Linked DNA regions of Mus musculus: regions 1 and 2 are each linked to region 3. A link is a loop called in an ENCODE intact Hi-C map of the cell type or tissue named here. Cell type or tissue: left cerebral cortex. All regions are shown on one strand. Links, peaks and the distances in the headings refer to the core of each region. The heading gives the core; the rest is flanking DNA. Region 1 overlaps Arnt2 (aryl hydrocarbon receptor nuclear translocator 2). Region 2 overlaps Arnt2 (aryl hydrocarbon receptor nuclear translocator 2). Region 3 holds the start of Abhd17c (abhydrolase domain containing 17C).

What was found. Hi-C counts contacts between places; a loop is a spot of excess contacts. Peaks named below come from ENCODE experiments on the same cell type or tissue, not always from the same donor. Only the 100,000 strongest peaks of a DNase experiment are listed, where the experiment ranks them.
Region 1: it touches region 3 in a loop (2.2-fold over the local background); 4 of 42 quality-filtered maps call a loop at or near these places.
Region 2: a loop joins it to region 3, with 2.4 times the contacts of the local background. A loop is called at or near these places in 2 of 42 quality-filtered maps.

Annotation. Positions count from the first base shown.
Region 1 is chr7:84,268,802-84,278,748 of GRCm38, reverse strand. Arnt2 (aryl hydrocarbon receptor nuclear translocator 2) reads left to right here. Exons shown (of 19, transcript NM_007488.3): 12 at 3,263-3,414; 13 at 9,838-9,910. Among named protein-coding and RNA genes, the nearest start is that of Gm26708, 41 kb to the right of the region's middle. In left cerebral cortex, for the core only: CTCF peaks have their summits at 4,629 and 6,088 (motif pointing right); DNase peaks (open chromatin) are centred at 3,387, 4,564 and 6,131.
Region 2 is chr7:84,241,176-84,251,122 of GRCm38, reverse strand. It overlaps Arnt2 (aryl hydrocarbon receptor nuclear translocator 2), which reads left to right. Exons shown (of 19, transcript NM_007488.3): 19 at 969-4,848. The coding sequence ends at 1,067. The region is part of intron 2 of Gm26708 (predicted gene, 26708); the gene reads right to left. All of the region lies in intron 2 of LOC117997403 (a long non-coding RNA gene), which reads right to left. Among named protein-coding and RNA genes, the nearest start is that of Gm26708, 13 kb to the right of the region's middle. In left cerebral cortex, for the core only: a CTCF peak has its summit at 5,280; a DNase peak (open chromatin) is centred at 5,255.
Region 3 is chr7:84,147,033-84,156,979 of GRCm38, reverse strand. Abhd17c (abhydrolase domain containing 17C) reads left to right here and starts at 5,087. Exons shown (of 3, transcript NM_133722.2): 1 at 5,087-5,698. The coding sequence starts at 5,136. It overlaps Gm39044 (a long non-coding RNA gene), which reads left to right. Exons shown (of 3, transcript XR_869770.2): 3 at 2,952-3,294. LOC117997403 (a long non-coding RNA gene) reads right to left here and starts at 4,840. Exons shown (of 3, transcript NR_169136.1): 1 at 4,609-4,840; 2 at 4,296-4,434. In left cerebral cortex, for the core only: a CTCF peak has its summit at 4,553; DNase peaks (open chromatin) are centred at 4,815, 5,557 and 7,927; H3K4me3 peaks cover 2,811 bases; H3K27ac peaks cover 542 bases.

The DNA of each region.
Region 1 (9,947 bases), core at 1,255-9,254, 120 kb before region 3:
TGATAGCAGTTGTGGTGCTTTGAATAAAAATGGCCCCCATGGGTTCATATATTTGAAGCACTGGTCCTCGGGGAGTGGCACTATTTGACAGGGATTCGGAGGTGTGGCCTTACTGGAGTAGGTAGAGCCTGTTAAAGGAAGCATGTCAATCAGGGTGAGCTTTGAAGTTTCAGATGCTCAAACCAGGGCCCAGGGTCTCTCTCTATGCCTGCCACCTGTAGATCCAAAGGTAGAAAGAACTCCCAGCTCCTCTCCTGTGCCGTGTCTGGCTGTGCAGCACTGTGCTGAAAGCCATGCTGGTAATGGACTAAATCTCAGAACTGTAAGCCAATTAAATGCTTTCCTATATAAGAGCTGTGTGGTCAGGTGTCTCTTCACAGCACTAGAACATCGATTAAGACACTAATGATGGTGATGGTGGTGATTGTCAGGTGAAGATGGTAACTATGATGATGATACCTATAACCGCTGTTTTCATAGAGAGCCAGGCTAAGCTAGGTTTTGGGATCTTTGCAGTCTCCTGTATTACTAGCCCCACACTTGAGTGAAGCACAATAGGATGCATCACTCTGAGGTTATTTAGACCTGGGTCATGTTACCAACCCTGTTTACAAGCACAGTTCAATCCCCCATCACTCCTTGGCTTTCTTGCCCATACACAGTTGTGCTGTGCTTTCTATAAGGGGAGCCAAGAATCTCATGTGCCAGCATCATGCCTACCCTCCAACTCTTCCCCAAACTTCATTCCCCTTCTGGAATCCTTCATTCAGGTCAGGACCTCAACAATAGGTCCCAACTGCTAGCCCTCCTGCTGGCCCCTGACATTTGATTGTGAGTTTGTAGCAGACTCTGTGGGTTGTGGTTATCTAAACATCTCTCTAGCCCCCACAAAGTGACCTGTACTTTGGAACAGAACATTCACTTTGGCAATGGGGACAGGGAGTTAAGGCTGGGAAATCAAGGATTCAAAGCATGCATATCCCTTCCTATGGTTGCAAGCCTTGATCGGTATCTTTCAGCTCTGAAGCTCCTGTTCCTAATACCCATTATTCTGCTGAGCTGATTCATGGGCAGGACTGCACCCCACTTTCTCTGTTCTCTACCCTTCAGCACTGTACCCAGCTTTGTACACAGGTAGGTTCTACTGCTACTTTGTGAAACACAGTGAAAAGCTCTCACACTCCCTTAGTTCTTTCTGTTGGAAGAAACAGAAGGTACACACACTCTGGACAGAGCACGTGGGTCTGGTTGTGTTATGCCCCAAGGAAGCACTTCAGGCTACTGACCTCAGAGTGAGTGACTTTGACGTCTGGCCCCTGTGAGGAAAGAGGACAGTCCCAGTTAGGGGGCTATAGCAGTTTGAATAAGAATGCACCCCCCTCCCCCATAGGCTCATATAGATCATGGTAGCATTTGAGAGGGATTAGGAGATGTGGCCTTGTTGGAGAAAGTGTCATTGGGGATGGGCTTTAAGGTTTCAAAAGCCAGGCATAGTCTCTTTTCCTGTCTCCCTGTCTCCTTATCTTCTTCTTTCCATCTTTCCTTCTTTCACTCTCTCTCCCTCTCCCCCTCTTTTTCCCTCCCCCCCTTTCTCCCTGCTTATGGATCAAGATGTAGCTTTCAGCTACTTCTCCAGCACCATGCCTGCCTGCTGCCATGCTCTCTGCCATGATGATAGTGGACTAAGCTTCTGAAACTGTAAGCAAGTCCTAGGGTGTCTGTTCTCAGCAGTAGAACAGTGACTAAGACAAGGGCCAACTGTCTATGAGGCAACATCCTCTAAGTAGGCCAACTTCACTTCACCCCATCAGCCTTCTTCCAGGTGGTAACAAAGAAGACCTCTGCCCTCTTCCAGTTTTCTTGGGCTTTTTTTGTTCTTTTGTTTGGTTTTTTTCTCTTGGATATTCCCCAGGAGGGTCTTGTCTGATACTCTGCAATGTGGCTATGCCTGGTTTCCCCCAGGAGCAGTGTGGGAGAAGTCACCTGGCTGCTTCAGGACTATGTAGCATATGAGGTGTGCTCTAAGTGCTACTGTGTGCAAGACACTGGGCTGGACTGGGCTGGGTTGTGCAAAGCTTAGTTCACCAGGTCCCCGGGCTGTGTGCAGTATGGTAGAGACTACAAACTCCCAGTGGGAAGCAGGCTGCAAACACAGTGATGTTAGGAGAAATCCAACCTTGCCTGGCTATAGAAGCAGGCCCTATTCTTATCACCAATCCATCTGCGACCACACCCCGAAAGCCTGAAGACTTACATTCCCAGGATCAGAGACTGTACATGCCTACAAGAAGGACTTCTGCTTGCCTTATCTTGTTCTTGGGGACAGTCACATCTGGGCAAGGTCTGTTAGTCGTTCCGGTAGCTTCTCCATCTTCCACTTCTTTCTCTTTGGTGAGACCAATACCTGGATGCTTCCAGCCGCCAGTGGGCTGGTCTCTTTACGTACTTTTGTGTAAGTGAACAGAGAAAAAAAAAGCTATCCCCAGAGAGATAAGCTTGTAATTTGGACATAAAATCACAGTTCTTGTCCCTCTTTGCTACTCACTAGAGCTGTAGGATCTTAAAGAACTTAATTAATCTTTGCATCCTGGTAATGTCATCAGTAAATAGTGAAGCCACCTTTCCAGGTGTCCATGAAAGTACGCTGGGAGCCACACTGGAACATGAAAGTAGTGGCAGATCGATACATTCAAATAAATAATGCATACAGACTTACCCTTTTATTTCACCTCCTTCCTGAGAGTTTATTGAATCCACTTTACAATGTCAAACAGAGGTTAAAATTTTTATGTGAATTAAGTCCATCTAAGAAATAAGTTTATGATGCATTATAGCTGTGCACCTTGCACTTAGCCCCGGATCATCCTAATGCCCAAGGGGAAAAGAAGGAAGGAAGGAAGGAAGGAAGGAAGGAAGGAAGGAAGGAAGGAAGGAAGGCAACTCTTATGTTGTTGGTACTGCTCTGTGCCAGGCACTGTTTGCGTATGGGTGCCCACCATCTGATTTGTAGCCACTAAATTAGAAACACTGACTATTACTGGTCTCACATGGCATGACAGAGTGACCCCAGAGCAGAAGCAGATGAAAGTATGAGCCTAGCTGCTACCTGTCACTCTTACTCTCATGCCCCTCCCCCTTACTGCCGTTGGCTGCAGCAGCACCCCATTCTGTGGTCTTGCTGACCTGTTCAGCAGCCGGCCACACTGTCTGGCTGCTCTCTCTTCCTCCTCCTTCTGACTCCCTTGTCTAAATGTTTTTGCAGGTGGTTAAGCTGAAGGGCCAAGTGCTGTCGGTCATGTATCGGTTCCGCACCAAGAACCGGGAGTGGCTGTTGATCCGTACCAGCAGCTTCACCTTCCAGAACCCCTACTCTGATGAGATCGAGTACGTCATCTGCACCAACACCAATGTCAAGTACGTGCACAGCCCTCTCTTCTGCTGATTATTCACATATGAGTGAGCTGGTTTGCTTGAGGCTCCTTTCTCCCCATAGGATCTAGCTGCAACCCAAAACCCCTATGGGGTGAAGGGGCAAGAAAATGGGAGACTCTGGGTTTCCTTTACTGTGGTGTGCATCCCTTCCATGTTCAGATCAGGTTACCACAGCCTCCATTCCATTCTTTTCTTCTTGACATTAAGCCAAGCAGAGAAGTATCTGCTTCTACATCCTATTGTGGTAAACACTGTGCCTGGTCTCCTGTCCTGCTGAAGCTAGTGAGTGGAAGTGGAGTGGGCTTCATGAAGCTCAGGCCAAGGTCAAGCAGCATGTTGTAGCAGCAGCACCTAAGCTTGGAAGCATCCCTCCCTGCTCCCAGCCCGGGACCCCTGCCTTTTGTGTACCTTTCATATCCAGGGAGCTGACAGGTAAATCTGAGCTCTCGTTTTGGCCATACCAGTTTGTGGTATTGTGTAAGTCACTTCCTCTCTTACCCGTCACTTCATGGGATGCTAAGCTGTGTCAGAGAGAGGCAGCTCCACTCAGCCACACATCCACATGAGGAAACAGCTATCATTCTGTGAGTTGCTAAGCCTGATGCCGTGGATTGGGGGCAGTGGTGCCTTTGTGATTTACAATATCACACACTTATGGTATTGTATCATGTGTAACCCTGGTGTGAGCTAAGGGATATTCGTACCCTGCAAAGAACCAACACATGCAAACATGTGGGCACACAGGTGTTCCAGTGAGTTAAAGCACGTAAAAGCTATGCCTGGGGTGACAGAGTGTGGAATGAGACAGGCATACTAAAGACTGCCCTTGTGTCTGCTGTTTATGGTCACTGGAATTCCCAATCTCCATTCCTCTGGTCCAGTCAAGGCTGGTCCTGAAACCCATGGCCTTCTTTTCCCCATCTCTTGACACCAGGGGATCCTTCTAAGAACCTGCCACGTCCCTCTGTCAGAGCCTCCCTTCCAACCTGGCCTCGCTGAGCCGCTGCTCCCATTCAGCTTGTCCCGGTCCCTTGAAGCCTGGCTTTTGCACTAGTCCAACAGCTTTGAGCACGCCATCTGGGACGCATAATCTCTTGCTCCCTGATGCTTCTCCATCAGCCCTTCTGGGCTAGCTCTCCTTCTAAACATCTTCCCCCTCTGTGTACTTGGTACAACTGGATTCGTCTTCTACCCCATCTGCTGGTCAAACTGTAAATGGAGCCAAATAAATAGGAGAAGCCACAGATCCAGATGGGCAAAAAGATGATCCTGTCTCATCCAGAGGTTTCACTCAAATTGAGGGTGTTCCATTTTTCCTTGTCAGTCCCACAATGTGGAGGAGGGGTGCTCTTTACCCAGGGACCAAAGACATGCCCATGAGTGACACACCCATATCTGATGCTAGGTCTGATGAAAATAAGGAAGATTGGGAAATGAGAGTAGAGCCAGATGCACGGGGCTAGGTAGGCCCTGGCTGCTGCTGTGTTCAAGGTATAGAGGGTGCTGAGCAGGCTTCTCAGGTGCCAGGCTCTTGCCAGAAGAAGACAATGCTAGCTAGCCTAACCTTCTTAGCACCTGTGCAAACCAGATCTCTACCCCTAGGCTTATCTCTCCCAATATGGCCTCACACCTGCCAATTCAGGCTGCCTAGCCAAGAAGTCACGGAAATAGAAAAACAAGCCAACTATTCAGAGTCCTGGACACTATTCTGGAATCTTCCCCCTTTGGATCCTAGGGAAAACTACTTCCTCTCTGGATCCTGCCTCCTTCTCTGCCCCTATCCCTCTTTGTTCCTTCTCAGTATGTGGTTGTGTACACAGGCCTGTGCTCAGCAAGGGCTCTGAGGCCGCTGGATTCCTGTGAGTGAGGCTGTTCTTGAGGGTGTAACTTAAGCTTCACTGTCAACCTTCCTAAATCTCCCTGTCACTAACTCCTCCCTATTGATGAACTACTTCTATAGCACGTCCAAGCCACCCTATCTACAGTAACAGTGCCCTGGCTGGGCACCCAGCAGCTTTGTAGATTTGGATGGGCAGAGCTGACTGAGGAGCCTTGTTGCGGATGGTTGGGGGCTTTTAAATCTTTCACCGTTGTTCTTTTCCAGTCTTCATTTACCTTCTGCCATCAGAGTCACATGTCTGGTCACAGCTAATGAAGCTGATGTCCCCTGTCCACCATGACTGGACATGGCCTAGGCCAGGCAAGATGCTTGCATTACTGTTCTTGCTTTAAGAGGGGACCCAGTCCCAGAAGCCCAAGGCTTGAGCTTCAAAACCATGAAAGCATGGGTAGAAGTAGGCAGGTGACAGTGGACAGATACAGAGGAAGAAGAAGACAAGACAGGACCCCCCCCCCAGAGCCTAGGGAACACCCCCAGGAGGCAGCCCTGACAAGGGGGAGGCATAGAAGCAAAGTCACCCTCCTCTGCAAGCCAGCCAGGCTGACTGGGTTGGCTTTCTGAAAGCCAGACAGTGATGAGACAGAAAAGCATTTTGTTCAGAGGTGGGCTATTCTGCTGTCTCAGGTCAGTCGTTCTCAGCATCTCCTGGAAGTTGTGTGAATCAGAAAGCCCCTGGGGCACCTGCAGCAGCGGCAGTAGCAACACATGTCAGTTTTCTAAACCAGGTGTTCAGTGGCAAGGATGAAAAGCTTGCTCTGGACGGTAGAGGGCGGTGCTGACCAAGCATGTGAGCAGACAAGAGCATTCTTGAGTTTTGTCAGCTAGGCCAGCAGTAGGCCAGCTAGTTAGGAAAGCTCCTCCCATGCCCTGTGCTTGGGGGGAGGAGTGAGGAGTTGCTTGCTCGGTAGCCTTCAGCTAAGAGCATCCAAAAGCAACTTCCTGAAGGAGTTAAGCAAGCATTGGGTGTTTAGCATTTGTGCTAAACTGCTGAAAAGGCTCTTTGTCACCTCTGACTTCTTCCTGTTCCTTCCACACAGATGGAAGCCCAGAAAAACAGACTGATGCAACACACAGGGTGCACTTCACTGAGGAGGTCAGGTCTTGGTGTTTGGGATTTGATACTCTGAGAAACCAGTCATGTCCGTCTTTCCACATTCGCCCATCCTAGCTCCTGGACATTCACTTCCCATCTCTCTTCTGGAGAGTGACATGCAATTATCCTTAGGCCAAGCCTCTGCTATTAAAATAGCACTAGTCTGAGGTTGTCTCGGGTTCTCATGACACAAGCTCCTGATGTGTGCATACAGCCATAGCTACATGTGTGCACTCATATGTATGTGCATGGAGGGCTAAAGATGCATGTGTCCCTGTGATGGTAGGTGTATGTGTGCATACATGTATGCACGTGTACATGCATACACATATGTGTGAGTACAAACATGGATTCTTAAAGCCCAACTGGTCAATGATCACATATACCCCATGGTCGTTAGTAGGAGTTACCTGCTTGATAGTAGGTGGAAAGTGAAGAGAAGGGGTGGATGCAAAAGGAGGCAGAAGGTTGTACAGCCAGGAGGCAGCAGCCTTCAGTGAGGGCTGGACACAAAGAAACCATTCTGTTCTGTCTTTTTGAGAGCCAGGCAGCAACTTCCAGTCAAGATGAGACGAGACCCCTCCAATGACGGGCTCCAAACCCAGGGAGCCTCTTAGTCCTTTCTTTTCCTGCCCCTCAGAGGAGAACCAGAACTGAAGGTTATGCCCAGAACTCTAGCACGCTTCCCCCTCTGCCCCGGTGGAGGTCCTGGTGTAATGTGACTTAAACAGTTAATAACTAATGCTTGAAATTAATACACCAACAGTTACTTTTTAACCAGCTATTACCCAAATAAAGAACACAGAGACCTTTAGAATGATAATAAGCCTTAAAGCACCGGAGCTGGGCAGATATCAACCCTCTAAGCTATTTTGTCTGTTCATGCCTTGAATCCCAATATATTGCTTGCCATATGCTTCATTTGCACTGTTCTTGCTTCATCGGGCTAGCCCTCATAGCCACATGCTCATGGTCCATATTAGCCCATGGTAAGACTTCCTTCTTCCTCCTCTCCTTGGTCTCCCTTATAGTCCCTACCTGAGACCCCCCCCCCCCCCGCCCCAAGCTCAGGAACCTTTGTCCTGCCTACCTCTCTTCTACCCAGCTACAGGCTGTCAGCAACTTTGATTAACCAATCAGAGATAATTTGGGTGCAAGACTTTCGAGACAAAAGCTGATGTACATAAAAAATTAATTCATCTTGGGGCAACAGAATTTACTGGCGTATGGAATTTAGCACTTGAATGCATAGCAGCACCAGACCAACCCCCAACATTTTGGTGACCTCTCAGGTGATGGTCACTTTCTTCCAGCCACTATTGAATCAACTTACAAGGCCAAAGAGATTTCTCTGAACATGATCACGTCAATGCCATGAGTCCAGAGTCTCCAGGAGCCTCTGGGACATGGAGGGTGTTTATTCTGGGCAGAGGAAAGAGGTCAGGCTCCACAGCCCTGCAGAGTTATATTTGAATCCGTTATATTTGCATTCTAGCTAGGAACACCACTTAAACTTGCTGAGCCTCATCTCCTTTATCTGATAATTGATAGCCATATATTGTAAAGATGTAAAATGCTGGCCAAGTACTGGTGATCAGTCTTCCATTCGGATATGAGCAGCCTGCCAGTGAGCCGTCATGCCTCCCTAAGATGCAGGGAACAGGAAACAGCAGATAATGGAGTACAAACAAGGAAGGACAGCGGTTCTTCTTTGACAGTAATGATTATATTGATTCTTTAAGAAAAAAAATTAAGAAAGGGTCTCATGCTGCCCAGGCTGGCCTTGAATATGAATATAACCTTGAACTACTGAATCTTTTGCCTCCACAACTCTGGTGCTGGGATTACAAGCACGGGCCACCATGGCTGCTTTTATGTGGTGCTGGGAATTGAGCCCATATCATTCATGCACTCTCCCAACTCTGCTAACCCTCTTTTTAAATTTTTTAAATCTATTATCATCATTATTATTATTATTATCATTATTGTTATTATTATTAATGCTCCAGTTTGCTTATATAAGAGGCTTACACTGCCTGGTGGGACAGCACACCCTTCTGATTCCATCCTTGCCTTTGTTCCTGTGCTCTTACACCACAGTAAAGTGTCAGGTCCATTGCGCCCCGGAACCTCAGTCTGCTCATCTGCCCTTCCCTGGAGACCCAGCCCCATCAGAGCAGGAATCTGTCCTGTTCTGAGTCATCAGAACAGGACTTGGGCATGGCTGTTTTCTTTGCCTCCACATAGTTCACTGAATAGACTTCTGGGTTTGATTCCAAAGCAGCTGCTCAGCAGGTCCTCCTACAGAGTCTCTTCACTGGGGTGTCTAGACCTTACCCTCTACCTTCTTTGTAATGTGAGTTACAGGCTTCACTGTTCCCTGAAAGCAATCCAGTCTCCCTACTTTAAAACTTGAAGCACCAGTTTTCTCTCTCAACGTTTTGTTTCCCCACACTCACTCCACCCCTAACTGAACATCCTGGTAGAGTAGGAGGAGCCTGGAAGAGTAGGAGGAGCCTGGAAGAGTAGGAGGAGCCTGGAAGAGTAGGAGGAGCCAAGCACCTTGGACTCAACCCTGAAGTGAGATCCTGCTCTGATGTAGCAGGACATCTCTGATCTAAACCTAGCTTTGAGCTCCAGCTTCTTGATATTGGATGTGGATAAAGTAACCACCATAAAAATTCAGTCTGAGGCATGAGTAAGAAGATGTGCACCCTCACGGCAGGTGCTTTGCTCAGTGCCGAACAGACTGCTTTCCTGAATTTTGTTTTTAAAAGAATTTTAGTACTGTATTTTTCCCCTGAATAAAACAAAGTCATTTGCTGAAGTCCTTGTTTGATCCAGGCATGATGGTGCCTGTCTATCCTCCTTCAACTAGAGAGCTAAGGCAGGAGGGTCAAGAGTTACAGGCCCATCCAGGGTGCATAGCAATACCCTGTCTCAGAAATAAAATCTGAAGGCTGAGATGGCTCAGTGGATAAAGCACAGAACAAGCAGGAGATCAGATCCTGAGTGTGGATCCCCAGTACCCATGCAAACAGCTTAGCCTAACCCTGGAGCTGCTAGGGTGGAGACAGAGGGATGCCTGGAGCTCACTGGCAAGCCAGTCTAGCCAATCGCTGAGCTGGAAGAATAAGATGGAAAACAAAAGAGGAGTAACTCCTGATGCCAGCCTCCAGACTTTCTCTACGTGCACGTATACCAGGATATGCACACATACTTTCCCTTACCTTTTCAACAGTTTGTGTAGAAGTCAAAACCTGAACTACAGGGGTCGGAGTAAAACAAAGTGGAAAGCCTTTTCTCGATCTGCAGAGCGTAGGCTACTTGGCTGTGAGGAGCAGAGCTTTCTCCCCGCCTCAGCCTCTCACCTTTCTGTTCCTTACACCTGTGTTGACTTCTTGTTTCACAGGCAACTTCAGCAACAGCAGGCAGAACTGGAGGTACATCAGCGAGATGGGCTGTCGTCATATGACTTATCTCAGGTGAATTTCTGGGAAATTCTTTTCTGATCGACACTCA
Region 2 (9,947 bases), core at 592-8,591, 94 kb before region 3:
ATCCTGGATCATACACCCAAAGTTATCCAGTACAGATGTATGGAGCGAAATACAGAAGGGGGGCTTACCCTGGAGCAGGGCCCATGCCCATCTAAGAGCTAAAGACCCTCAGGGCTCACCATGGGCAATATACACAGCCTCCCAGAGCTGCAGGTACCTAGGGGCTTGATTGCCTCAGCCTGTCATCTCTCCACTATGGCAACCAGGAAGAGGGACTCCCATCCCCAGACCCTTAGCCCACGGCAGCTGGGCCAGTGCTCAACTCTCTAGGCTAAGGGTCTAAGGCTACTTCCAGACCTCCACTACTAAAGACTTGCCTTGCTGTTCTCAAATCCTAACACTGACCAATCTTAGTATGCTGGTGACAAGGACATGACCTTACCTATCATATAGGACTCAGCCTCCCAGGTTTTCCTGGAACATTGTAAGTGCAGGTATGAGCCTATTAAATCCCCTCAGCTAGAGGTGGGCCTGCCCACCCAGTCTTTTAGCAGCAGCCCAGACTCCACTGGGGGACTCCCAGAGAGCAGACAAAATAACTGACCTTCCACTCTGGGATGGCATCACCCCGACAGGCCACTGTGCCCAAACCACAAATGCTCAGACTCCTGCTTGGTCGGCGGTCATATGGCTGTCCAGTCATAATTTCTGTTGTAGCTTCTGCTTGCCCAGCCAGGGGAGGGGGTGGGGCTCTTTCCACCCTTGGGCCCGGTTTAGCTTCAGAAAAAGGTTTGTATTCTAGCGCTGTCTACCTTCAGCATAACACTCCCCAGAAGAGCAATTCCCAGCAGGGTCGGGTATTGAAGCCCTCTGAAGAGCAGCCCTGTATACAAGGCTGTGCAAAGGAACACCTGCTCACTAGAGAGATGGTCAAGGGGATCAGTCAGTGGCAGGCTGGACTCCGGGACAAGGGCAGGCTCTGGGTGAGGTCACTGACCCCTGGGACTTTCTGTTCTTCTCCTCTCCAGGACATGCTACCCATGCCGGGCGACCCGACGCAGGGGACTGGCAACTATAACATCGAGGACTTTGCTGACCTGGGCATGTTCCCTCCATTTTCTGAGTAGCTTCAGGCAAAGCCAGGCTTCTACTGCCCAGACGCTATTATCATGCCATAGATGCCCATGTTCAAAGAGGGTCCCCCTCACCCAGCTTGCCCTGCTGTAGAACCCCCAGAAATCTCCCTTATTCCCCATCCTCCCTGGACATGGCATCACCTGGCTCTAACCCACAGCCCTGGCTTCTTGGGTTTGGGATCTTTGTATTTATTGTACTTTATCTGTGTGCTCGGAAGGGGGCCGCCAGGGTCTTAAATCCCATTGTGAATAATCTATTAATGGACAATTTGCACCCATCAAGTGTTTGCTTGATCCACAATGGCTGGCAGTACCAGCAGGTCTGCCTGGTGCAGAAGCTGGGTTTCTTTCTGCTTTTTCACGGCTGCTGCCTCGGAGGCTTGGTGTCAGAGTGAAAGGCAGTGACCTCTGCATTCTGTGCTGGAGCCAGGAGCACAGGATGGGAGTCTCCCACACTAGCTGTCCTTGACGGCCTGGGGCCAGGTGTGCTTTAAACCTGAGAATCAACGTTGTGGCTTGGTAGATGTACTGTGGCGTGTTGGTGTGTGTGGCCAGTGAGAGTGAGAAGCCGTCCCCATTCAGCTGCATTTCAAAGGAAAGCGTGACTGGGGCCTGGGAGCTGGGCTGACTCCCTGGAAGCCAGGGCTGGGGAGCTGCCCACTCTGTAGTCAGTTCTTTGGTCCCCTGCCCTTTTACAGACATACTTTACTTCTTAAAGTCTCTAGTCCTTCTGTCCTATGCGAGCACTCACGCTTCTCTTACTAAGCCTGAGGGACAGTGTCCTGATTCCATAAAGGTCACTGCATCCTCCCTGCTCTGCATCTGAGCAGAGCTGTTTTCTGCCCAGCGCCTTCAGAAAGTCAGACCCAGTCCTCCTCTGTACAGGGTTAGGATACCTCGACTCTAAGTGTCCCTGACACCTTCTGCTCAGTAACTTGGAAAGAAGATGGGGCCACACTCTGGGTGGAAAAGGGTGCCTTGGGCCACCTGAACCTCTGTCCTCATCAGGCAGGAGAGGCAAGGGTACCTCAGGGCAGACACAGCCAGGCGCCTGTGAGGCCAGAGACTCTGTTCTGCCCAAGCTTCTACAAAGACCTGAATTCCTCAGTGGTCTTAAGGTAGAACTATGAACTAACTTCTAGAACAATGGTTCTCAGCCTGTGGGCTGTGTTGGGGATGCCAGACAACCATTTCACAGGGGCCGCATATCAGATACCCTGCATATTAGGTAGTTACAAACGATACATACATAACAGTAGAAAATCACACTTATAAAATAGCAATGAAAATGATCTTACGGTTAGGGTCACCACTACATGAAGAACTATATTAAAGGGTCACAGAGTTAGGAAGGTTGAGAACCACTGTTCTAGAAGTGTCTTGCTGGCTTATCTCTGACATCAGAGTCCCTGTGTCAGTCAGATTTAAAGAGCTTCAGATTCCACCCATTCCACCCTGCCCCTCCCTCACTCCATGTGCTGCTCTGAGTTCTCTCTGGCTTTTGGGAAGCTGGGAGTACAAGAGGCTCCAGGGTGCGCAGGGGCGGAATGAGCCTGGAGATTAAGAGCCTGGGGGCACCACTCCATTCAGAAGCTAAGCTCTGCCAGTGTTTGCACAGGACTCACTTGCAAAGTTTGCTTGGCTCAGCAGACTGCCCTTGGCAGCAACCCACCCTAGGGGATCCCGTTCCTGACAAACTCCAGCCCCAGAGACCTTAGGCAGCTTTGAATCCTTCCATGGAGAGTAGTGACACAGTCAGAGCTTCATCCCAGACTCAGAACCCCCAAACAGTCTCTCCTGGAGCTGGCCCCAGGTGGTGAGCATAAGTTACAAAAGGGAAAACAAGGCCCAAAGCTGGCTTCAGGAGCAAAGAATGCTTTGTAGTGTAGAACAGCCCTTGACCTTTAGCTTGTGAATTAAGAGGTGTGGAAGCTATGGGTTTGGTTTTATTGCCTTGGGTGGGAAGTGGGGGCTTTTCTTGGGTGTGACAGCCCTGGGCTCAGGGCCCTAAGGTCTGCAGAAGAAATAGGACAGGATTCTTGCTTGCTATCATTTCATGCTTTCTCTCTGTTAAGAAGTTGAGGGTAAAGCCAACTCAGTCCTTGGTCCTGGGAGCAGAGGTGGAGGATTGTTCGGCAACCCAGACAATAGCAAGCACTGCTTTCAATGGTTCCTGCGTCTCCCCAGTCTTATCTAGGGAGTTCCATGGGCTAGAAGGTGGGGATTTAGGCGGGCCTGAGTTCTGGATCTTTTCCATACCTCTTCGGCTTCTATGTTGTGATTCTCCAAAACACATGTGGAGGAGGTGGTGGGGGGAGAAGTCAGAAATGAAGAATCCCACCCCACAAGGACTTCTCTCACCCAAGTATTTTTTGAAACACACAGGAGTCAGAATCAATGCCATTATCCTGCAAAAGATGTCCCTTCATATGTCCCCTGCAGAGGAAGCCAATATACTGGTCCTCCAGTTAATATCCTTCCAGCTACCTGTCCTGGTGATGGTCTTAGCAGGCTAGGGATGGATAGGGTATGCTGGCTTCCTGCAGTTCTATACCTCATCACTTCATTCGCTGCTGAAGTCCAATTGGCTCCTCGTGGGCAGAGCAAGCAGGAAAGGGACATGCAAGGACCACCTGAGTCATTGGTAAGGACACAGGAGCTCTAGAAGAATGGGCCATACATAGACTGCCCGGCCAGCCAAGGATGGTTCTAGAACCCTGCCTCCCTGTCACTCCTGTTTGTTTCACTGTGGTTTCAGGGAGCGGGTGAGCCAGCGTGCGCATCCACATTCATCAAGCTCAGCTCAGCGTGTTCTTGCATCATAAAGTGACTATTGTGGGTAGTAGTATTTGGATTGGTGACATAACCTGCTGAGGAACTCCCACTCCCCTGTCATTAGGATAGTGAGGCCCCAGGTTAGCCCACTGGCAACCAAGCACACTCCCTTCAGCTCTGAGCTAGAGATCTGGCAGGTCCAGGAAGTGAGTTCTGCAATCTCCTTCTGCAACACAGTCCAGCCGATGAATAGTAGCCACTCCCAATGTGAGCTCAGCCTGTCTCACAAGCAAAAACAAGCCGTTTGCTAATCCCTAATAGCAAGGCAAAATTAAAGCCCTCTTTGTATGTGGCCATGGATTGCTATGTCCTAACTTGCCCATCCATCCTTCCCTCCCATCCCCTCCTGAGCTGATGCTCACCTAAAGTGCCACCACTGGAGATATTGAAGTAAGAAGGGTCATGAGCTCAGGAGTTCAAGACCTACCTGGGCAACATAATGAAACTAATCTTAAAGACAAATATATAGCTGAGTAACTTGGCCACCTTTCATGTGGTGAGAAGTCACCAGCTCCCTGGCTGCCAGCTTCCTCCATTGCCTAGAATCTGGGACAGCTTTGAAGACATAGCTCCATGTGTGACATGCCATGTCTTGTGCACTAAGCTGGGCTAGTTCAGGTAGCCTGCAAATCCTTGTGGCTACTGGCTATAACAAAATGGAGCTTTTCACAGGTCATCCAGGGCCCAGCTGTTTGCTTTGTCTAACCGTCTCTTTCCTTAAAGAAAACTTCACAAGCAGGCTTCCAAGAACAGCAAGCACTTACTCGTCTCTCTCTTAGCCTTTCTTATGGATGTGAACTGTGCTGTGGGTAAATCATTTGTATTTCTTGAATGTTCTGTATGACTAACAGGTATTAAGTCACTGGGTATATGTATAACTAATGTAACTGCCTTTTAAATTTTCATTACAATAAAAAATGACTTTGCTCTGAAAGTGAGTGCCTTGGACTGGCTTGGTAATTGATCAACTTGAGGTATTTGCCCTTGGGAGTCTGGGATAAGCCACACTATGCAGTACAGGCATGCTAAAGAGTCACCTGTTGTGAGTGTTAACTACTTAGGACAGAAAAGGAAATTAATGATTCTTGAGATTTGGTGTAAGGCGAGGCTCTCTAGAAACCTCTGGACTGGACTTCACAAACAGTAAAGGCAATTACTTTTCAAAAGACTTTAAAGAGAATGCCTGAAAGTAGCTCTGAATCATATATCTAAAGAAGACTTGTGTCCAGAAAATGCAAGGAACTACTCCTACGATTTAAGATAGAAATCTTAGTACCAATAAAAATAGCTGAACATCACATGCCTGTGTTTTTCCCAGGAATTCAAATACAGGCTACTGGATGTGGCACATGCCTGCAATTCTAGCTTCAAGCAGGCTGAGGCAGGATTGTCTGAGTGAGCTTCGGAGTTCCAGACCAGCCTAGGCAACACAGTGAAGCTATCTCAAATATATGCATGCTCACACACAACAACTATACATATTGCATTCTGGGTTAATATCTTTAGTTTTAGAGAAACACAAATTAAAAGGTCAATGAAATAGTATTCTAATACATGGCTAAAAAATGGATAAGAAAAGAAACCTTCATTCATGGGAAATGGTATGGCCTCTTCATATGTAGGTTTCTTACAGTTTTAATAGGATTTTTCTTTGTTTTTTCTTTCAATGTGATAAAATGCCCTGACCAAAGCAACTTTGAGGGAGAAGGGGTTTGTTTTAGTTCACGGGTCTAGATAGGATTCATCATGATAGTTAAGGCAAAACTGTGTGATCTTGAAACAGCTGGTCATATCCATAGTCAGGAAACAGGGATGAAGACAAATCCGTATCCAGCTCACTTTCCACATTTTATGCAACCCAAGACTCCCTGTACAGGGAATGGTCCTGTCCAAAATTAAGACTGGTCTTCCCACATCAGTAATCCCAATCACAATACCATCCCACTACAGACATGAGCTAGGACCATCTGCCTGTCATTCTAGATTTCAACAACTTGGGAATTAATGCTATCCATCACAGACCTCTTCTTTAAAGAGTAGGTATAACTTATATTATAGAATCATAAAAAATATTTTTAGCCAGAAAAATATATTTTTAAGAAGCAAATTTCCCATGAGAGTGGGAAGAAAACAAGCGATTTTTCTTATTCATTTACTGAGAAATCCTTAAATACTTTGGGATTTAGCCTCAGCAGGGTAAAGCAGAAAAGTGTACATGTGATCAATCTGCCTCTTCTCCACATACACTCATGGGTGTGAAGGCTGGAGGAATCCAGAGCAGGGACACAGCAAGAAGAAACATTAAATAAAGCCAAGTTCTTGCCAGGACCTGGGCTGACACCTTACCTGTAATCCTCTCTGTCGTCAATAAACAATGAACCAAAGCAAACTCTTTACAATAATTATTTTCCTAATTGCGCCACTATGTATGTCATGTAGAGAGTATAGAAAATTACTAAGGATTAAGCTGTGGATAAGTGGCATGCACTTGTAATTCCTAGTGCTAGGGAAGTGGAGGTAGCCAGATCTGTGAAGATCCCTGGCCAGCCACTCTGCAGATGAGTGCTGGGTTCAGTGTCTGTCTCGAGAAAAGAAAGAGGAAAACAACAGATGGCTCCTAAGGAGCATTATCCAAGGTTGATCTCTGTCTTCACATTCTCATGTGTACACACATGCACTTACCTGGACACACAGACACACACACACACACGTAATGTGCTGCAGTTCACTATCAGTAACCCTGAGTAAAGGGAGGGACAGTCAAGTTGAAAAATGACGAGACATGAGCTGCTTAGAATTCAGAGAAGGGGTGAAGAAAGCTGTAGCATATGTTATGCTGCTCCCCAGAGATCATCTCCCAGTCTCCTCTCCTCTTCCTCCGGTGAAGTTAGGGCATATCCTCAATTGCAACATGAAAGACTACCTTTGCCTGCTCACCTTCTCAAGCATGTTATTTCCCTAAACACTCGTGTGACACCTATCACCTCCGATGCATGGTGCTAGGATAGAGTTAACATGAAGAATGCCCAGGCTTCCTGAGTATAATCGAGTCCCCCAGCCCTAGGGAAAGAGAGATGAACAAGCAGAACTTGGCTTTCTGCAATGTGCTAAGAGCCTAGGAATAGGATACTCATTAAACAACAACATAAAAGAGGGCTGTGTTCAGGAAAGGCAAAGGTGCCCATGAGGTGATCAGCATGACTTAACCACTTGGTCCTATCACAATGGTCTCTCCTTCCTGGGCTCCCAGCTTCTGAGCTCAGTTCTTTCAGGGAACATTTAAAGCATTCCCATCTCAAAACCCAAGACTCTTTAAGTATGCCTCTGGTGCAGCTGCCCAGCAGGACACTAGATTAAAGTGCCTGCCTCTGGATACAACCTCCAAGCCCCTGATTCCTTCCACATTTTTACTAAAAGTCAAATACATATGTGAAAAAATTAAGTGGTTTGATGCTAATAAGCAAAGAACACATTTCCCTACCATGATTGCTCAGCCTATGAGCAATTTTTCCTCCGAGGCTCCTTAAGAGCAGAAGAAATGTGAACTAGATTTTCTCATGAAATCTCTACATCCTTAAATGGTCACCATGATTCTCTTGCTGCCTTGTTTGTACTTAAGCTGGGTCCACAAACCTGAGCCATGCCATCAGTGATCTATGTGAGGATGTCACACAGGGGTTACCGGAAACTATGGAGATCTCTCAGGTGTTCTCAAAATGTGGTTTAAGGACTTGCCGTGAAAAAGCCCACAAAGCCTGCCTGATCAGCTGAGAAACAGGACTCCAAGAACTAAGTGGGTGCTAAAACTGAGTCATTATACATCCACCTTCCATGGCTGAATAAGGAGGGGTCAATTGGATATCCACAGACTCTGTCTTTAGGTAAGGAAGCAGGGAGAAACCTATCCAAGCCAGGTTGCTACCAACTCCTCTGGAAGAAGACATAAGAAGAAATTATTCTTGGTGAAAGCTGCCTCTGGACTTTGGAATTTATGTTCATCATAATTCAGAGTCCATGGTACCCAACTCCTGACCTTTGAGTGGTAGGGAACTCACTGCTCTTTGGGTCCCCCACTCTTCCTTCATGGCCCCTATCTAGAGTAAGCCCATATTGACTGCTGGCAAACTCAAGGATTCCAGTTATGTCTCAGTGCCCCAGCCCTATGCTGGCTATAAGCCAGTATCTTGTGTTTTTATTGCTGTTTCAAGCTGTGATATGGAAGCTGAGAGAAGAGGTGGACACATGAGTGCATTTGGTTATACCAGAAACATTGAAATCAGAAGCAGGCTGCAAAGTGAAGACATGGCTAGGACTAGAAATACTCAGGAAACAAGCATCTCAGCTGGGGGTCCCAGAGCTTTGCCCCTTAGTTTTACTGGAGATACATCCAGATAAGCATTCTTCCTTCGTGTTTAGATTACAGATGGGAGGTAAGGGCATGCAAAGGGGCAGAGGGTGGCATTTCATCTAAGCTGAATCCTCCATGTCAATAAAGATTCTCGGTGCTGGGCGTGGTGGTGAATGCCTTTAATCCCAGCACTTGGGAGGCAGAGGCAGGCCAGTTTCTGAGTTCGAGGCCAGCCTGGTCTACAGAGTGAGTTCCAGGACAGCCAGGGCTACACAGAGAAACCCTGTCTCGAAAAAGAGAGAGAGAGAGAGAGAGAGAGAGAGAGAGAGATAGAGATAGAGAGAGAGAGATTCTCAGTGAAGAGGGGGCAAGAATTGAAAAGCATAGGGAAAGAGGTAATTCCTGACCAGCTCATGGAGTGAAGGGATGTCCCAGGCAAATGGTTTGAAGATGAAGAAATGGAAGAGGCAGAAGATACGGCTGTGGCCAGGATAGAAATGTTGGTCCTCATTGCATGAGTGAGCCCAAGGATCACTCATAGATGGATCTGTGATCCTTTGCCCTCAGTGTGGTGATGGATGTAAATGAGGCGCTTAGGAGCATTGGGATGAGAGCATGCAGCCTGGCTAAGCAAACCAGAGAGGTCAGTAGAAACCCTGTCACCTACTGTTGTCCTCTTAGAGACCCTGTCATCTACTGTTGTCCTCTTAGGAAGAACAAGTCTACCCCTTGGGACACTTCCATGACTACCATCTTTGTGTTTTCTTTTAAGCCAGGTCAAAGCACCATCCTCACATTGTAAGGTCCTGCTTTGTCAAAGCACAAAGTGGTGTGCCAATGACATTACATCCCGTCAGTCAGCCTCCTGACAATGACTCAGAGGAGCTGAGGCACTACCACTGGCTTCTGTGGTGCAGTACATATAGCTCATGCTTTCTCCAGAGTTTTTCTGTGGAGGTGAGATCATTTCCCTCTGTGTGAACTTGACGCTATGGCCTTGCTCAGTATCTCTAGATTTGAGCCCCTTGCTGAAGTGAGATGTCCTCTACCTTCACACACCCAAACCTGGGGTTGCTGTCAGCTGCCCTTCATCTCTTCCTCTTCCGTTGGTTGGTTGGTTGGTTTGGTTTGGTTTGGTTTGGTTTGGTTTGGTTTGGTTTGGTTTGGTTTGGTTTGGTTTGATCTTCTGTGGAAGTACAGGGTGGAGGTACTGACAGATGGAGGTTCCATATTCCTTCCACTTTCTCTGTGAACTCTCCCCTAATAAGCCACTTTCACACACATTTTGAGTAGATTCTATTTCTGAAGACACCAAACTCAGGCAGTGTCCCTGAAACAAGGATCAAACCTTGGCAACACAGAGAAGAACTAGGAAATACTTGCATGGAAATGATCCTATCATATTTTAAGTGTAAGGGACACAGTTTGGGATGAGAGGATAGTAAATTACATTTCTTGAAGGCAGAAATTTCAGAGCCCAATTTAAAAACAAAACAAAACAAAACAAAAAACCACGGCACAATAACACATGCTTGTAATCACAGCACTGGGGAGGCAGAGATGAGTGTGGCCCAAGCCTCTCTGGGAAGATGGGGCAGTCAGTAAACCGCTGTACCACAGGTGTGGACGCCTGAGTATGGACCGTAGCACCCATGTCCATGCACAGCGTGGTGACACTTGCTTTCAAT
Region 3 (9,947 bases), core at 569-8,568:
TTCAGGTGAAACAAGGAAGGGACGTTCAGTCTGGCTATGGGCTGAGGATGTGGCTGAGTGATTCTGCCACTGAGACTAGTGTATGGAAAGGTCCTGGGTTAAAACTCCAGTGATACAGTCTAGGGGTCTTGATCAGGTTCATTTTCTCTGGCAGTTAAACAATTAAAAGTTAAAAAAACATTTCTATTGAGCCAGGTAGCAGTGGAGAAATCTAGAACACAGTTGAAGAAAGTGTTTGGTGGGGTTGAGGAAGCAAATCCATGTAGCAGACACAGAGAAAGAATCTTTGCAAATCCGAGGGGGGACTTGGAAAGCTGAAAGAAACTAGTCTCTTCTAGAGAGCTGGGTTTTTTAAAGTCTCTGAAGAGTTTTTCTTCTTGGATTTAGGGTTGCTCAGATTGAAGAAAGATAGGATTGATTAGTTCACAACTCAGTAAGAAGAAAAATATGACAATGTATCTGATTCCATCCTGACAGATGAGACAGGTTTTCTTTTTCTCTTTTTAAAGATTTATTTATTTGTTTTATGTAAATACACTGTTGCTGTCTTCAGACACACCAGAAGAGGGCATCAGATTCTATTACAGATGGTTGTGAGCAACCTTGTGGTTGCTGGGAATTGAACTCAGGATCTTTGGAAGAGCAGTCAGTGCTCTTAACCCCTGAGCCAGCCCAGGTTTTCTTTTTTCTTTCTTTCTTTCTTTCTTTCCTTTCTCTCTCTCTCTCTCTCTCTCTCTCTCTCTCTCTCTCTCTCTCTCTCTCTGTCTCTCTCTCTCTCTGTCTCTCTCTCTGTCTCTCTCCCTTCCTTCCTTCCTTCCTTCCTTCCTTCCTTCCTTCCTTCCTTCCTTCCTTTCTTCCTTTCTCCCTTCTTTTTTTTTTAATTAGGTATTTTCCTCGTTTACATTTCCAATGCTATTCTCCCTTTCTTTTTCTTCTTTTTTTTAAAATTTATTTTTACTAGGTATTTTCCTCGTTTACATTTTCAATGCTATCCCAAAAGTCCCCCATACCCACCCCCCTAATCCCCTACCCACCCACTCCCCCTTTTTGGCCCTGGCGTTCCCCTGTACAGGGGCATATAAAGTTTGCAAGTCCAATGGGCCTCTCTTTGCAGTGATGGCCGACTAGGCCATCTTTTGATACATATGCAGCTAGAGACAAGAGCTCCACCCTTTCTTCTTTTAAGATTTATTTTATCTTCATTTTTAATTGGATGAATATGTGGAGGAAACTGGACTACTTAAGTCCTCTGTAAGAGAGAGGTACATGCTCTTGATGGCTGAGCCATCTTTCTAGGCCCCAGGGCTAATTTTTTAAAGCATGTATATTCACCTTCTGTTGCAGGATATTTGATCACATTTTGAACCCTGAGATTGTTTTAGTTATAAAACAGAACAAAACAATAACAACAACCCCCCCAAAACTGTTTCTAGTTGTGGTGTGGCTCAGCCCTTAGTGTATACCTTTAATCCTGAACAATGAAGATAGTGGTAGTTTGCAGAAAAAAGTACCCTATGCCTGAAAAGTGATGTCTAATTGAGTGGCAGACAAAGTGATGAATTAAAGAAATATTGGGCAGAAGAAGATATGCCCAGCTTTACTTAAGAGAGAGCAGCACAGAGAGAAAAAGGAAGGAGGCAGTTTTACTGGGACAGTTTTAGAGAGACAGGTTATAGAGTGGGAACATGTTAGACACAGGTGAAAGACAGAAGCTAGAGAATGAGAAGAAAGATTAGAACATATAGCCAAAGAATATGAGACGAAGCAAAGCAACTCAGGAGAAACTGAGAGAAGTGAGATTGGATCAGTCAGCTAGGACAGTAGTTTGAGCCAGAACAGCTGAGTTGAACCAGCCAGCCAGAGATCAGAAAGAGCTCGGAAAAGGTGATCATGTTCAACATCAAGTCTCAGAGGCGGAAAGCATTTTAGGTCTAGATTAGATTGTACGGAGGCTAGGGCTTGTAGGACTAGGCCTAGCAGACAAAGGCAGTAAGCTTCTAGACAACAAATTACATCAGGTGAATAAAAGTAACTTTTATACCCTTCTCTTCTGGTCATAATACATAAATCACCTTTTTCATATTAATATGGGCTTGCTTTTACAAATCAAGTCAATCTTCAGTAACTCAACACCTAGAAGACTAATATGAAAAACAATGTTGAACATGTAAATGCCAGTATCAAATATTGAAGTCGATGCCTTCAGCTACATGGTGTGTTTAGCTCATTAGCCCTAGCTGGTGGGTGGGGCAAGAGTTACTTCAACAGCAGTGATAATCCTAACACTGGCTGTGATATGACTTTGTCCCTTCACATGTCCCAGGTCAATTAATTGACTAGACTAATGCTAAGGACCCAACAAACACATTTGCTGGTCTGAATTCAAAGTTAGACCTTACTCTGCTAGAATGGTAAGAATCACATAGGAGTTCTTAAAGGTCAAGTTGGACATCTGTTAACCCTGGTCCTTGTATCTAATAGGGCACAGCTATTCTCCAAGGTAGATGTTAAACTCCCTCAGCCCAAATGCCAAGGCATCCTGTCTCACGTGTGGATGTTCACAGCTAAAGATGGTTGTACAGAGAAGTTGGCATCCAAACACTAGAATGTATTTCCTGAGGAGCTTTTATATGACAGATGTGCTGAGAGGCTGAGTTTGTCAGACCTGGGCAGCACATCTCATTTAGAGGGCCACACGAAGCCTAACTCAGCTCTGCATAGCATGGGTGAGCAAGGCTTGCTCTCTATGGCACACAACATAAGGGTTTAAGTTTAATAGTCAGATAGACACAAATCAGTTTACTTTCACAGGGAGCCTCCCTCTGTACAGCTTCTTAAAATGATCCAAAAATTTAGTTGTTCTATTTAGTTGTTGGTAATGTACAAAATCATATTGCACAAGTCCTTTGCAAAAGGAGACTAAACTAAGCCAACTTTAAATTTCCCAACAGGACTGCCACCAGAACATCTGGAATATGATTGCTATCCTCCCTATTGGCAGCACAAAGATGTGGACTTAGGCATCATTAGCTGTCTGCTCATGAACTGCATGCTATTGCATTCTGTCAGGTGGGAGGAACGGTGCTGGAGGAAGACTGACTGAGACGAGAGTAGATGCTTCTCACTTCAGTTCGGTACTCAGCGTCCTCTATTTTCACTCTGCACTAAAGTGAAATGTACTAGCTTATGTTCCTCACAGAAATACCACCAAGTGGGGACCCGAGACCATTGCCTAAGGCTACCTATGCCCACCCCCAAAACACATGTAATAATAATAATAATAATATTTAAATGTTCACAAATAGCTGATTTGATTGTTTGCTTATTTAATTGAGACATGGTCTCATTGCCCAGTTTGGCATCAGCTCACTATAAAGTTGGGAATGACCTTGAACTTCTGATCCCCGCCACCATTTTTGAGTTGGTGGCTTGTTTAATTCACATGCAAAACTGTTTTCGGTCTTCTTAGAGTGTCTTGACTGACTATGGCAGAGATGGTCCTATCTTTTGCAGTTCTGGCGACTGACCCAGTAGGTATTGCTTGAAAAACACGACACACGTTGACTTAATACGGGAAACAAGCAGGCAAAATATTAACATGAAACAACTCCCAGAGTCTTTGGGAAAAACTTGGGGTCAGTCACTAAAGCCTGGCTAGGGAAGAGCAGCTTTGCCCATCTAACTTTAAAACAGACTTGGAGAGGCGTTGTGGGCAGGCTTTTGGGGATTCAGTGAAGATACGGCCTTTGAAAACTCAGTCCACAAGGTTACTACTTAAAGTGGTACTGGTAAATCAATTTATATTAGGATGCTCAAAATTCTTTTTGTTTAAAAAATGTTGTAATCCTTCTTGGGACATTTATGAGGTCTGGAATGGTGACTGCCCACTGGGGCTCTGGTTGTATTCATTGCAGGTAGCCTAAAATGACCTCCTACCCCTGAAAGGAAAGCCTGGTGCCAAAGTCCAGAGGAGAGGCTCTGCCAACCGGACACCAGGGTTCACACGGTTTCAGAAGCCCTGAGAGTTATATTTGGAAAATCACTTAAAGCCTATAGCCAAGACAATAGTGGATTAAAATCGTTGTAACATGTCTTTCATGATTAAAAAGTCTGGCGCCAAAACAGTTCTAGAGAAACTAACATCAAAAAGGACAGATATGGAGTATCCAGTTGGCACCACAGGGGATGATGTAAGGGATGGGGGTGAGAGAGGACCGTGTTGACACCATTTGTTGTAAAACCAACAGGCTCTGCTGTAATTGTTATTACAGAAAGACCTGCGTAGCTGTACATACCCAACAGCCGCCTGCAACACGGGAACACGTACGAGATGGACCAGAGCATTTATGGTAGTGGCTGTTCAAGAAGTCTTGAATCTCAGCAAGTGGTGGTAGAGGCTAGAAGCATGTGAGTTCTAAACCAGTGTAGGCTAAACTGTCTCAAACAACCAAAAGAGAAAAAAATAGCATTGATTAGAGGAAAGCAAGGCATTTTTAATGTACTCAATTCTCTTTCTCAATAATTATCTTTTACATAAATTCCCAATAACTCCACCAGGACAGAAAGCTGGTTTTGGAGAACTGAATCCTAAAGTATCTGCACACCTACCTTTTCAATCCAGGATTGTCCCAACCGCTCTAATCTCTTCAGACCCCCGCCCCAATCGCGCTAAGCCCCGCCCCAGACTCCAGAGCCTCGCTTCGGACCGGGGAGTTTGTTCTAACGAGTAGCCCCGCCCAGATGCGCTAACTCCCGCCCAAGAGGCGGGAGCCCCGCCCAGCCCGGGGAGTCCTGCTTCAGACTGGGGCGTCCGTTCCGATGGGTAGCCCCGCCCGCCTGTGGGGGCGCGCGGCGCGGTAACCCGGAAGTGGCAGTAGCGTGCGGGGGCGGGGCGGCGCGCTGGAGCGGGCCATGGCCGCCGCCGCCGCGGGCTTTGTGTGCCGCGCGCGAGCCCCGGCCGTCCGCACCTCGCCGGGGCTGCGGGGCTGCCGCTGACCCGCCCCGCTCGCCGCGCCGCGCCCGCCTGGCCCCGCCCCTGGCCTCTCCGCCTTCTCGGCCGGCCTCCAGTTCTCGGCGCTCTCCCTCTGCGCTCCCTGCGCTTCCCTCCCGCCCGCGGCGGGCGCCAGGCCGCCCCGATGCCCGAGCCCGGCCCCAGGATGAACGGCTTCTCGCTCGGCGAGCTGTGCTGGCTCTTCTGCTGCCCTCCTTGTCCGAGCCGCATCGCCGCCAAGCTGGCCTTCCTGCCGCCCGAACCCACCTACACGGTGCTGGCGCCCGAGCAGCGCGCGCCCGCTCCCGCGGCGACCCCCGCGCCCGCCCCGGCGGCGCAGCCCGCTCCGGCCGAGGAGGGTGCGGGCCCCGGCGCGTGCAGCCTGCACCTGAGCGAGCGCGCCGACTGGCAGTACTCGCAGCGCGAACTGGACGCCGTCGAGGTCTTCTTCTCGCGCACGGCCCGCGACAACCGGCTGGGCTGCATGTTCGTGCGCTGCGCGCCCTCCAGCCGCTACACGCTGCTCTTCTCGCACGGCAACGCCGTGGACTTGGGCCAGATGTGTAGCTTCTACATCGGCCTGGGCTCGCGCATCAACTGCAACATCTTCTCTTACGACTACTCGGGCTATGGTGTGAGCTCCGGCAAGCCCTCCGAAAAGAATCTCTACGCTGACATCGACGCCGCGTGGCAGGCACTGCGCACCCGGTGAGCCCCGAGCCACGGTTGGGGTGCGGGCTTGTGCTCCCGGATTGTTGCATTCGCTCGAGATTGCAACAGCCCTCGGGGATGGAGAGCTCAGACTTAAAGGGTCCTGCCTGCTTTTCACTGGCCCGCGCGGCCTGGAGTCTTTGTGGCTCCGGTTAAACGCACGTGGCCGCTGTGGGGGATGCCAATGTACCGGCCAAACCAACTTGGTTGGGCTTGAGTTGTGTCTTGAGCTACGCGCAGACCCCGAAGGTCTGGTAGAAGTGACCTTGGGGTTTTCAGAGCCCTTGACAGCTGGGGAGAGACGATGACCTCTAAAAGACTTTCCAAGTAGAAAGTGTCCCTGGGGCGATGCCTGTGCAGCCCTTAAGGCTGGGTCGGGTCGGGTGTGGGGAGGACTTTGCCTCCTGGTCCCGCAGAGTATGTGGCACTGGGAGATCAGGAAGTTAGCTGAAGAACCTTCCCTAAACACCACCAGTAGCGCAGAGTGTTATAGGCGTGAGGAAATCTCTTGACCTTGAGTTAGCGTTCATAAAACTGGAAAGTATTTATTCAGGGTCTTTTATATGCTAAGCACAAATTGTTATATTCTGAGGACAGACCAGGTTGGGGGGGGGGGGAACTAACTTAAGTTTTACTCTGAACTTAGACATTTGGTTTGCGGGAAAGTCAAGTGACCTGACCAGTTTTGGTGCTTGTGACCTTCCCATGCAATCCCCATAGCACAGGTGGCAACCGTACCTGAGGTCCTGTGTGTAATGAGCTTGGATTTCGTTAGAGGAATAAGTCCCCAGAATGACAGTAGGCACTGTTCTTTTTAGAGACCTTTGTATCGTTTTTATGAAACGTCTATTTGCTAAGCTAAGTACATGGCCAGTAATAATGACTTTATTTCCATATGTGTTGCACATATGTTCATAAGTTATCCCTTATGCTTCTTGAGAAATGGCTTGTATAACAGAGAAGTACTTAGTATTCACTCTAAGATGCTTGCTCACATTCTTCTGAGGTCTTGGAGGGCTCCTCAATTGGGGTATAGTTTTTGGAGAATGATGTAGGCAGATGAGGCTGGATTCTATCCTGATGGAGTGGCTGAGGATCCACAAGTAGTCACATGCCACCTGCTCCCAAGAACAGGTTTCAGAAGTATTTGTCAGAAGCGGGGAGTGGAGTGCTGGTGTGGGATATGCTTCAGCACTCTGGAGGGAGGCAGAGGCTGGAGGATTGCTCAAAGTTTCAGGCTAGCCTGAGCTACATGGTGAGTTCTATGTTGGCCAGGGCCATAGTAAGACCTTGCCTGGAGAAAAATATGTGGAGTAGGTGGATGGCTGAGTGGGTGCAGGCTGCTTTGTGGGTGGACATGGTGACCAAAGTTTCCCCTGTGCAATCCAGAGGTGGAGGGAGAGAGCTGGCTCTCTGAGGCTGTCCAGTCACCCCGTAATTGTGCCCACACGTGTCGCACAATCTTGAACTACTTAATCTGCCATAGTGTAGGTATTAAAAATAGATTTTAGTACTAGATGTTTCTACAGTGAAACACAGAAGTACTACCTTGAGTTGATGGTCTGTAGAAATTCCTACAGAACATTGCTCCCATGTGGACCTTTCTCTTTTTCACACTTGAGTGTGTATGTCTGCTTTACCACATATGTGGGGTGCAGTCTATTGCATATAAAAAGCATTGTTGGGGATAAGTTAAAATTCGAATTACCTGTTAATATCTTTAAATTTTGCTTGTGGTTTATTTAATGTTTTACTAGAACTCATATCTAAAATAAGCACAAATCCTTTGTTGTTGTTGCTTTTAGGTTTTTGTTTTGTTTTGTTTTTTTTAACTGCTTTTGGAGGCTGGGCCTTATGAATCAGAGGCTGGTCTCAAACTCACCTTGCAACTGAGACTGACCATCACCTCCTCCCTCTGCTTCACAAGTGCTGGTGTTACAGGTGTGTGTCATCACTCCTGGTTCCTAGAATCAGACTTTGAAGACACCTACAAAGCCTCTTATTCTGTGCTTTCCCAACCCATTAGATCAACTGCAGCGAGCTGCTCATTCTACATCTTGATTGTGCTTGCACATCACATACATTCATGTGAGGCTGCATGTCTGAACCACATGTTTCACACAGCACCCCCCCCCCAACCCCCAGTGGGTGCTTTGCATAACAGAATGTGTTCTGTTTCATTTGACTTAAAAGAAAAAAAGAAAAAAGTGCGCTGGGTGTGAAGTGTTGAGAGTATTTCCCAGCACCCATGTGGATGCTGCCTTCATCCGCCCACTTCAGGATGATCTCACAGCCAACCAGCAGGTCTCCTAACTAGGAGTATAGCATTCTCCAGCCCCATATTTATAGTCATTGGATTTCTTAAAAGGTATGAGTCTGGCTTACCTGATTCTGAGGCTGATTCCCCAACTACCTTCAGCCTAGACTGCTGTCTGTCTTGTCTTACAGTGTGTGATCCTTCAGTAACATAGTCTGAAGGAAGCTCAGCTCTGCCCCTTCCCAGCTGTATTGAGGTCCTTGCTATAGAGGCACTTCTGATCCCAGTGACAAAATCCTCCTGGCTGGTTCAGCAACCCTCTCCCGAACATGAGGTCTTCTGTGAGTGGTTTCCCCTCCTCTGAATTTCTGGTTAACCATACTACACAGACTCTGACTAGAGAGCTTGCTGCCTCCTGAGTGGTCTCTGTCCTGGCCCGTAGATTATTCTCTGAGAAATAAGTTGTCTAAGTCAACACTGGGCAGCCCCAAATCCCAAGCACTTCCTGAGCTCCTGTTTGGTGTTTTGAGAATGTCCTTCATGTTAAGAGTATTGATCTGTACTGGATCCTAGTTATATTAGGAGATTCTAGTGCCCCCATCTTGTGGCTCATGGGTTGAGGACTGGGTTCTCCCAGTACAGTGTTCAGAAGTGGAGCTTTGGTAGAAGTGATGGGGTTGTAAAGACCCAACTTCACCCACAGATTAATCCACTGATGGTTCTTAGTCAAGTGGACTTGGGTAAGTGGGGCCTGATTGGAGGAGTTGATTACCATTGTGCTTCTAAAGGTTATGTATTGCCCTGGCCTCTTCCTCTCTTATCCCTGCTTCCTGGCTGCCATGGAGTGGTAGTGGGTGGGTAGGGACAACTCTCCTCTATTATGCCTTTCTTCCTTAATAATCAGCCTTGGCACAGTTCTAAAAGCAGCAGAACCAGCTGAACTTGGATAGACTAAAGGCTTTGAAACTGTGAGCTAAACTACATCCACCCCGTATCTGTCTCAGCCATGAAAAGTTCCTAACACACTATTGCACCTGTCACTCAGTCCCTTTACTTGTGCTTGTTATGGCATTGCCATAGCTGCTGTTTATTTGGCAGGTCCTTGTGGGAAGGACCTCTGTCTTATCTATTCCCAGAAACTAGCACTGGGACTTAAAATATAGAACTCTGATTAAATATTTGCTCAGGGTGTTTCATTTATAGAATGAGTGAGTGCTCTGTTGACCAGTGGCAGGCAGTCAGTGCTGCAGAGTTGCAAAAAGTGGCTACAGCCATTCAACGAAAATGGTGGGTGTTCAAATGGCTTGTGGTCTCAGCCACTTTCAAGCTGTCTTATTGGTGTTCTTTTGACATTGTGGTGTCTGTGTTGAACAAAAGAATTATTCTCATTCTTCATTTGTCTTGTTTTTGTCCATTACATGTCTGTGCAGCTCCTATGTTATTATAGTGATTTTAACTGAGCTGGAATTCCCAGCATGCAGACCCCCACATGTATAAAGTCAGCCAATCCCTTCCAAAAAGGGTACAGAGGCAAAAAAGGTGATTTGATATTTGGGAAATTGATTATTGCTTTAAGGATTTAAACATCTTCTGGAGCGGGAGGAGTGTTGAAGAGGAGGTAGAAACTGTGACCTTGTGTGGAAGAAAGTTGGCATGTGACCTAAGAAATGGCCTCTAAGTCACTTGGAGGGTCCCAGGGCTAGAGGTGCATCCCCTCTGCAGGTTCATCAGCATTGGAGAGGACACTAAATCATGGGGCTTGTTGGAGCCTGTGGTGTTGCTTGAGTTGGGAAGGCGAAGTGGCTGCTGTGTGCACGGCAGGGTGAGGATAGGTGGACCCAGGTTCTGTGCACGCCCTGTCAGAAGACAGATCTTGTCAAGAGTTGTAGACTGCAAATGTGTGACAGTGACTTAGTGGGGTTGAACCCAAATAAACAAATAATCCCCAAGAATGGTGTGTAAATTAGGCAGAGAATTTTAGCTGAAGTG